Linked DNA regions of Homo sapiens: all the other regions are linked to region 2. Evidence: chromatin contacts called from ENCODE Hi-C or POLR2A ChIA-PET data. All regions are on one chromosome and are shown on one strand. Each heading gives the region's core, a stretch centred on a gene start or an enhancer-like site at or near the end of the contact. The rest is flanking DNA. Distances are from core to core; before and after follow the strand shown.

Region 1 (2,883 bases), core at 90-2,589, 190 kb before region 2:
AAGAGAAAAATGCCCATAGGGAGAACTGGGGACATGGAGATGCCCTGTGTTAACTAGGGCAGAAAGTTGTAGTCTGTTGATGGAACTGTCATTTACTCATGCACCTGAACCCTTGAAGTCATTCATGAGGGTGGAAATCAGCTTCTTCCAAGCTCCTGTTAATGTTGATATTTTGACCTCCTCCTATGAATCACGAATGTTCTTAATGGAATTCATTCATTCACTGCATATGGTCCTGCCATGCGCCAGAAGGCAATAGGCCAGGCCACTGGATGGAGAAGACCCCATCCCTGCCTTGCTGCATAAGCAGCTCAGTGAAAAAGCCAGGCAGACATACCAGGAACATCACAGCCATACGGCAAGTGCTCAGACAGAGGTATCAGGCCATGGGAGCACCAAGGAGTCACTGCATCTGGGCCCTGTCAGAGGTGGGGACAGTGGACCCCAGTGTTAAAGGAAGATGGTGACAGGAGACCAGCATTACAGGCAAGTAAGCACAGCATCCACATTGGCCCAGAGGCATGGACACAGGTGGCATATCTGGGGAACACTGCTGCAGAGAGGAGAGGAGGGAATATGGCTACAAGAGGAGAGGAGGCTGCCGGGGCAAGTTGGGGCCAGGCTGGAAAGGGTCTTACATTTGACCCATTTTTTCCGGTGACTTTTTCCTTTTTATAGGAACAACAGCCAAATATTTGTCATAAATCATTTTCCTTCATCCTGTCAGTAGCCCCCTTTTACCGATGAATACACTGAGGTTCAAAAAGGTTAAGTAATTCCAAAGAGGGATGGACACATCACCGTTTGTGCATGTTTGACACACTGTTTGTCAATGACTGAGTGGTTACTGCTGGGGGAAGGCAGGATGGAAGGATGGGACCAAAAGGACAAAGGCGGCTTTAATTGCATCAGTAACATTTCATTTCTTAAGCTGGGTTTCGGTACATGGATGCTCTTTGTGCCTTTTTGTGTGAAATTTTCATAATGACTCTTAAAGCCACTGGACTTGCGTGTTAGGGCAGCATCTTTGCTTGAAAGGAGGCAGTGTCTGAGGCTGAGGGTCCCTTGAGAACACAGGGGCAGCCCTTAATATCCAAATGCTTGATGGGTTTTTCACTGTGGTTAAGAGGTAAGTCACTATTTATTCCACCTAGTCAAGGCCTCAGAGCTGACACTTCTACAGAAAAAGCAGGACAGACAGGTTTGATTCTCCTGGTTCCCTTGAGCAGGAACTGAATGTTTCCCATCTAGGGGCATATGAGCAGAGAGGAAGGGGTCTGAGCCCCACAGTGTGTCGTCAGTTACCACTTCTACGCGCTTGGCAGCCCGTGCTTCGAGTTCCTTTTCAACTGCGTTTCCCTTCAAGTTAACACTGCTTCCTCCGCTAGAGCATCCTGCCCCTCCAGCCTAGCCCTGAGAAGGAGACCCAGCCCCCTGCCTTCCTGGCATGCAGAACTTAAAACAAGAGCTCTCTGCCATCGGACATCCTTACCATTTCCAGCTATTGAGTATAATCAGGTGTGCCAGGATCTGATTTCAAAGCCAAAAGCAAAGGGGCTCGGAGGAATCCTCTCTCGGTTGCGCCAGTGGAAGACAAAGGGGTCTGAACAAACAGGATGCACTGAGAGCTGTAGAGAGCACTCCCCAGCAAGTGGGGTGGGCAGGATGCAGGGTTGGAATAGTTGACCTGTAAGCCTGGGTGTTGGCATGTGAGGCAGTCATGCCCAGGAGAAGCAAGGCAGGGCATGAACAGATGCTGATTCATCTGACAGCCTCTCTGGATGGTTCCTGGTAGACAGTCATGCTCTTCCAGGGCCCAGGGAGTTATATAATCTCTGCCTGAATAGAAGATCCCGACTCTGGCCGTTCACCTTGCAGAGAATGCTGACATTTCTAGAAATCAGAGAAAACCCACTATGCCTTGTAGGGCAGATGAGCAGTACTCAGGAATCTACAAGCGAGTCAGAACTGATGCGCTGTGGAGCTGGAGAAGACCCACTGGTTGCACCCCAATGTCTGGGTCCTGATGGATCCATTTTTTTCTGTCCCTGTTTCTATCTCTTATCACATACTCTGCTTGCTGGGCTTGGGAACCTACATCTAGTAAACTTTCCCGATCATTAACTGGATAAAGAGTTAAAAGTCATTCCAGAGAACACGACCCTTCTTGGGAGGCTATAGTCCGAGGGAAAATTTCAGTATTTCCTTTCTCTTTCTCACTGCCCTCATTTTTATATGGCAGGAATTGGAGATGAAAACAAATGTAACAAACCCGACTTGAAGGCAAACAAAGATCATCAAAGGCAACAAGAATAGGAAGCAGCTTACAGTGGAAAGAAAGTGCCCATCTAGACTGACGCCTCACTGATGGTGAAACTTAGTGGTGCTGCCCCAGTTCACCGTCTTTCAGAGATAGCCTTGTTGGTGTTTTCAACCGGGGGTGCTTGGAGTATTGCCCACAGACACCTCTGACTGTTAGAGTGCCTCGGGGAATGCTCCTGGCATTTTCTGGATGAGGCTGCAAGTACAAATGTCCTCCAGTACACAGGATAGTCACAAAACCGAAGAACTACCCCCACCCTTTTTCTAATAGAGCAGTACTGGTGAAATTGGTCATTTTTTTTTTTTTTTTTTTGAGACGGAATCTCACTCTGTCGCCCAGGCTGGAGTGCAATGGCGTGACCTCAGCTCACTACAACCTCTGCCTCCCAGGTTCAAGGGATTCTCCTGCCTCAGTCTCCTGAGTAGCTGGGATTACAGGCATGTGCCACCATGCCCAGATAATTTTTTTTTGTATTTTTAGTAGAGACAGGGTTTCACCATGTTGGCCAGGCTGGTCTCAAACTCCTGACCTCAACTGATCCGCCTCCCTCGGCCTCCCAT
Region 2 (3,028 bases), core at 428-2,927:
ATAAATGACAGTGAAGGAAAATTAAAGAATCATCTCAAATCATAGAACTGGGAAGGGACCTCAAGAAATCATCATCTGATTCAGCCTCCTCTAGAAAGTTTTGTTTCTTAAATAATTTTATAAACACCAAGGCATTGTTATTTAACAAGGTCTAAGGGCAGAGAAAAATATTTTATAAATTATTTTCGTAAGCTGCTTGTAGGGCCTTTTATTATCTTAAATAATGACTAAATGAATGAAATTCTTTGAGATTTGGCAGCTTTAAGATTGCAGAGGTTGTTAAGAGGTAGAAATAGGATCCATGTTGTGTCCCTTTGGCAAAAGAAAATACTCATGCCACTGGTTCATGTCCCAAACAACCAGAAACTCACTCTCCATCTTTCTAATTTTTCAGAAATAACCTGTCATGTACATTTCCTTTTCTCTCACTGACAGAAAAGAAGGCATATTGGATAAGCAAATATAATGGAAGAATTCTGATGTGCAAAATGTCCTAATAAAGGGTCCTTCAGGGCAAAAAATACTCAAGTTGGGAGTTATGTAATTCTATCCTTGATATTATTTAGAAAACAACAGGAGAAAATACCATCCACCGTACATTCCTCGAGAACCTCCAATCAAAGGCTCTAGCATGTTTCCTGGCTTCAGACTGGCTATAAATAAATTTAATAAGGACGAAAAAAAAATCACTGCATCATTTACAGTTCTCTCTCAACTCCAGCTGACAAAAATCCAGTCCAGATGTTTGTGTTGCAAGAACAACAGTAAGAGGGTGAGCCTCAATCGTGAATATGAAAGCCCAGAGAGGGTGAGTTTGAAGAGAAAGGGAGAGCTAGGTTGGCAAGGAGGGTGTGAACAAACTTGATTTGATACTAGCTTACAGAAACACAGTAATTAATTTATTTTGTGTATAAGAAATCCAGTTTATTAGCCTTTCCTCTGCCTCATCTCCCTTTTCAAAGCCACTGGAGTTTGGCTGGTGAAGCTTGAAATGGTTGTTCCATAACCTTTGCTTTTAAATTAAACAAATGACTTCAGATTTTGGAGCAGTTGTTGACTCAGGGGAAAGCATGCCATTAAAAGTGTGCCAGAGACAGATTTAATTGGTGCAAGTCCCAAAAACTGCTTGAAGTACAGGCTTCCCACATATAGATTTCAGGGAAATTACTCAAAGGCCGCACAGCTTTGTCAGAATTTGAGATGTGAAACAAGGCAGCTGAAAGACTCCATATCAAAAGGGTAAATTCAATTCAGGAGATATTAATCTGATTACCTAAGTAAGGCTGTGAATCGGATATGCTCCATTGTGTGCTCTCGTTCAACCTGGACAGCTGGAGGAGCCAATAGCTTCCTTTTCTCTGACATATAATTAAGTTTTAAGAGATGATCAGGTTACGGATACAAAGTTTTAAGAAATATATCATTCAGGAGTGGCATTTACAGTGCTCGCCTGTTGCAAGAGACATTGTTCACTTTATTTCCTTGAGCCACACTGGAGAGTGTGTGGATCAGGGCCTAGGGGCTTGGTGTTTGTGTTTCAGGCTACAATAAACGCCCTCTGTGCACCTGCCTGGAGGAAAAACCAGTCCAGCCGCCTCCCAAGACAAAAGCGCCCTGTATTAAGTGCTGAAAACCCAGACATGAACTGACCCTGTCAAATTCCAGATAGGGAAAAAAAAAAAAAATCAATATTTTCATCCAATCCAAGAGGAGCTGTCATGTAGGTTTCTGGATTTCCTTTCTCATCTGCACTAAGTCTGAGCAACAATGACCTGTCAACAGAAGTCATCTCCTTTCTCCTGAGTCTCCTCGTCTTTCTAGATTCCTTCCCTGATGGCACAACCCATTGCCTGGCATGCCATAATCTGCCCTCCAGAGGTCAACGCATTCTCCCACTCTTTCTCTACCAGGTCTTTCCCACTGGAATCTCACTTCGGCCATGCAAGTTCATCTTCTGAAAGAGAACATTACTAACTCATGTGTTTTCAACGAGTTTTCCAATACACACTTGTCACAAACTCTAGGTACATTTAGAATTGCAAGAATGTTTATTAGGCCAGAGGATCAAGGTTATATTTCTTCCATGCTCACTGTGGTTTCCAATGCAAATTGGTCAAAAGATATACTGGGTCACACATACCAATTTCAGATGACTTCCTCTGAGAGAGCTGTTCAGCTTGGGCTTGTTCTAATTCATGTCTAGAATTAATCATGCTTGTCTCAGCTGACCTGCACATTCTCATGGAGAAAAAAAATGATTTCTTACAAATATGAAACCCAGCTAGGTGAAGTTTCATTTGTGAATTTCACCAGAGGCATGGGCAACTTTAACCTAAGTCATGGGTAAATAAACTGAAAAGGACAAGGTGATTACCTGAACTTGAAAGTGCAAGTTGGTTACAGGACCAGAAAGTACTTGTGAATTGCAATCTCCTACTCCTCTAAGCCAACCCAAAATGGAGAGAGAAATTAATTAAATCATGATTTTGATAATTATTTAAAACTGCCATAGACAGTAAAGCTTTGGCTACAAACGTTTGTTAATATATTTGATGATGAATAACTAAACTTTCAAGGTTAACAGTTTTCTCAAGGTTCTTCAATAGCTCCTCCAAACTCTAGCCCAGAGGGGAGGGACGGATGTGGGAACCAAGATGATCAGCACAAGAAAGCCAGTTCCCCAACACGGCCCTTCCACTAGGATGTGCTCGATTGTTTGTGTCTGAAGAGAGGAGAGGAACCAAGCAGCATTTTACTTCATTTGGTGCTCATTAAACAGCTGGCCGAGAAAAACAGTCATCCACCACAGGTACTAAGCTACTTCAACCTATACCATGCTATGATGGCCAGCCTGGCAAGTTCTCAGTGGAACAGGGGACTGGTTAATAGCCTGCCACCTTGTAAGTGGGTCTAACTCAATGATGGAGGTGGTCTGCTGGCTGATATCCAGGCACTGCAGACACAGTGAGTCAGGACAGACCAACCAAGGGGCCCATCTTAGTTCTGCCCTGACATCCTAAGGCAGTGG
Region 3 (3,111 bases), core at 468-2,967, 160 kb before region 2:
CAGGCTGGGGACAATGTGACAGGCCTGCTTTGCCTTCTTCTCCATGACCTCTGGGAGAGGAGTTCACTCTCTTTGCTCCATTGAGTTCCAGGGCTCTTTGCCCAGGCTCCTACAAGAATGCCAGGCTGTGCCAGGTGCGGAGGTGGTATTTACCATGCAGATACCTCTGTACCTGGATGGAAATAAATTGAGAATCTTCTGGGTCACTTTGAGTCCAGCAGCATAAAACATTTTGATAGGTTACTGATTCAAACTGAAATCTGATGAACTCAAGTGGTGGTATTTGGGGGGACATTTTTGTCAATAAATCATCCAGCTGGCTCAGTGACTAAAAAAATGGGGTGGGAAAACTTAACGCAAGTTTGTGACAAGGGAACAAACAGAAGAGATTAATGCCTGTCCTGATACATTTCAAAAGGTGATCAAACTGTTCTTGATTGCAAAAGCAAAGCAAGAAAGATGAGGCACATAGCTTTCCAGCTCTAAAAAAGATCGCTGTTGCTTTGTTTTCTGTTTTCTTCTGCCACCCTATGCCAAGTGGTTGGAGATATGGGAAACTAATTTCATCTCCAGCACCTTCTCCGGACCTGTCTCAGGGTGCCCTGGTCTCCCCAGCTCCCGCTCATTCAAACCTACACTAATAGACGACAGCCCCAGGATCCAAATTAAACCTGTCATACCTGACTTTGATTTTGCAAAAATGATATAAAAAACACACTTCTGTCTTACTGAGGAACTAAGCCACTATCTTCTGTCCTGTTCCAAACAACCTGGCTTTTCTTTTACAAATCCTCCCCAGATCCCTGAGGAAAGGAGTAACGGGGAGGCTGTGCTAGATCAACCCTTCATTCCCCTGGACCTCCCCTTCCTTAGGTTCTGTTTCACCAAGTCCGCAGGTGTTTGTGCCTATGAGCCCCTGAAAACTAGGAGGGCTCCCGGAGAGCTGGGACCTGGGTTTTCCTCTAGGCCTCCTGCAGCGCCAGCAACACAGCCCAGCTGCTTTCAATGACAGAATCTTTATTCTTGGCCTTGAGTCCCAGCTGTGTTCTGGGTGGCACAACATTCGGGGCTTGCTAAGGGAACAAAGGACATGACCAGAGGAGAGGTGGGTCAACCTGGAGCTCACTGTAAACTCCCTTTCCTTTCTGCTGCCAGATGCTTCTGTGGGCACACACCATTAAAGCTGATTCCCAGAACCAACTCCTGCTCTTACCTCTCCACTAGGCCCCAGCACACTTGAGCATCACTCTAAGAGGCTAGCCAAACTGCTGAGCTTTTTCACTTAGTGGGCACTGAGACTTGCATGGTGAACTCTGGGGACCAAAGGAAAAATGGATTCATGAGATCCCCTCCTACCCCAACATTTCCCACTTCATTGCACAGAGAGGCTCAACTCTCTCTCTGCCTGGGATCTCAGAGTCCAAACCCTCAGGAAACTGGTGGCTGTGAGCTCCCTCTCCTTTGGGGCCTAAGTATTTCCAGCATCCAGAGGCCAGGATCCCAGACAAACGCTGGACAGACAAAGGAGATGCAAACAGGATGGTATTACCATGTTAATGGCCTGAGTTGAGGCCTCCTGAAGATGCTGGGAGGAGGGGGGTTCTTTCATTTACTTTTTTTCTTCCTTTTTTTTTTTTTTGCAAAAGGAGAATAGTTCCGCTTTCTATTTTACTACAACAATAGCATGGACCGGCTCCTTCAAGAGTTTCAAAAAGCAGCCTGAGAAATCTCTAACCAGCCCCTCAGTCTCTCCAGCCTGCCGCTTTATTGTCCTTCCCATCCCAGTGAACAAAGGGGAGGGAAGGGTAGAAGTCCCCCAGTTGCTGACTGTTCTCAGCATCCTAATCCTTGAGAACCGGTGAGGGAAATGGCCTGTGGAGCTGGTAAATCGAATTCTGCCCTCACCTTTTATTCCCTCCCTCTGCTTGAGCACTCAGGAGTTCTTCAGGTATTATAAAATCTCCGGGCTAGCAGGCCAGTAGGCATCTTGGGGCTTGCCAAGGGATAAAAGGCACTGAGGGATCATTCCCTACCCCCACGGGTAGCTGGTGTGGTTGGCTTGTTTCCACCATCCAGGTGGCTCTATTGAAGACCGAATGTCGGCCACAGTGGCTGGCGGCCTCCCTTCTAGTTGGCAGCACAGGAGCTGCCCTGTCTGTCTCTAAGTCCCTGGACATGGGCTGCACATCCCACCCAGAGCTCCAGGTGCCAACCTCCACACCAACTCGGGGCTCACCTGCCAGTGCAGCTCCTCATGTAAGAAAAGCTACTTGGCCTTGACTGATGGTACCTTTCCAAGTTTTCCACCCAGGGACCAAGGGTTTCTTTGCTTTAAACCTGGGGAATCATGCAGGTGTCTTTTAGTTTGGTCATGTGGTAAGAAGGGGGAAAAATTAGCTTTGATGTTGCAGTATGTGGAGATCTCAAGGGTACAACTGGGCTGAGCTAAGGGAATGATGAGTACATCCTCTCCTAGGAGGATCGGACAAAGCTGATGTGACAAGGCTGTTAGAGATCCCGCAGGATGGTTACAACAATCCACGTAAGAAAAACGTTTTATGCTGCAGCCCCCACACAAACTCATAATGTATGTGGACATTCACAAACACACAATCACACAAGAAATATTTTATGAAATGAAACAATATGTGTGATATAATCTGATATTTTTTCTTCACTCTTTCTTCTGTCTTCTCTCTCTCTCTGTTTTCAAATGCTGGTTGTGATTCATCAATTTCACTTCATGACCCACCAATGGGTTGCGACAGTTTTCAAAGTCTTGAATCAAGGTTAATGTTTTCATTTTCCAGCTGACAAAAGCAAGGCCCAGAGATTTTCTCAAGATCATACCAAAGCTGAAGGTAAAATCCAAAGGTTCTTTCTAGTAAATGAGGGGCCTGCATTTTCTGGGGACCTGCATTTTTTGTTTTCCCAAAGTCTTTGGGAGCACACAGCAAGAAGGCAGAGTGTGCCAAGAGGTTTGTTTTCAAGGGCATTGCTGGTAAAAGCAGAGGTGTTCCACTGCTTCTGGGAAACCTCAGAGAGGGATGTGTAGCTTGGGGGAGTGGGATAGAGAAAACAACTTAGAAAGCAACCAGGTGAGGTTCTGAG

The links. A loop is a pair of places that touch in the nucleus more often than their neighbours do. ChIA-PET counts read pairs that join two places held with the same protein, here RNA polymerase II (POLR2A). Pooled maps may share reads with other maps.
Region 1: a pooled map shows a loop between it and region 2 (3-fold over the local background). The contact joins two enhancer-like sites. A Hi-C loop is called at or near these places in 1 of 168 maps with a recorded cell type or tissue (PC-3), 8 of 37 single-sample maps with no recorded cell type and 5 of 50 pooled maps. POLR2A ChIA-PET finds 5 or more read pairs at or near these places in 5 of 52 experiments (CD4-positive, alpha-beta T cell, GM10248, GM12878 and 2 more).
Region 3: a map of PC-3 shows a loop between it and region 2 (2.0-fold over the local background). The contact joins two enhancer-like sites. A Hi-C loop is called at or near these places in 3 of 168 maps with a recorded cell type or tissue (Calu3, HepG2 and PC-3), 3 of 37 single-sample maps with no recorded cell type and 5 of 50 pooled maps. POLR2A ChIA-PET finds 5 or more read pairs at or near these places in 4 of 52 experiments (B cell, GM10248, OCI-LY7 and 1 more).

Annotation. Positions count from the first base shown.
Region 1 is chr14:68,494,032-68,496,914 of GRCh38, reverse strand. It overlaps a transcript of RAD51B not described here. Among named protein-coding and RNA genes, the nearest start is that of RAD51B-AS1, 190 kb to the left of the region's middle. Within about 2 kb of position 1,339, at least 4 of the 41 ENCODE cell types and tissues checked have a DNase peak (open chromatin) inside an H3K27ac peak, as active enhancers do; they include GM12878, where a contact is called at or near this core.
Region 2 is chr14:68,305,665-68,308,692 of GRCh38, reverse strand. The region is part of intron 8 of RAD51B (RAD51 paralog B); the gene reads right to left. Among named protein-coding and RNA genes, the nearest start is that of RAD51B-AS1, 380 kb to the left of the region's middle. RefSeq lists an enhancer at 2,152-2,291. Within about 2 kb of position 1,677, at least 14 of the 41 ENCODE cell types and tissues checked have a DNase peak (open chromatin) inside an H3K27ac peak, as active enhancers do; they include B cell, GM12878 and OCI-LY7, where a contact is called at or near this core.
Region 3 is chr14:68,470,222-68,473,332 of GRCh38, reverse strand. The region is part of intron 10 of RAD51B (RAD51 paralog B); the gene reads right to left. Among named protein-coding and RNA genes, the nearest start is that of RAD51B-AS1, 210 kb to the left of the region's middle. RefSeq lists enhancers at 1,574-2,107, 2,108-2,641. Within about 2 kb of position 1,717, at least 7 of the 41 ENCODE cell types and tissues checked have a DNase peak (open chromatin) inside an H3K27ac peak, as active enhancers do; they include B cell and OCI-LY7, where a contact is called at or near this core.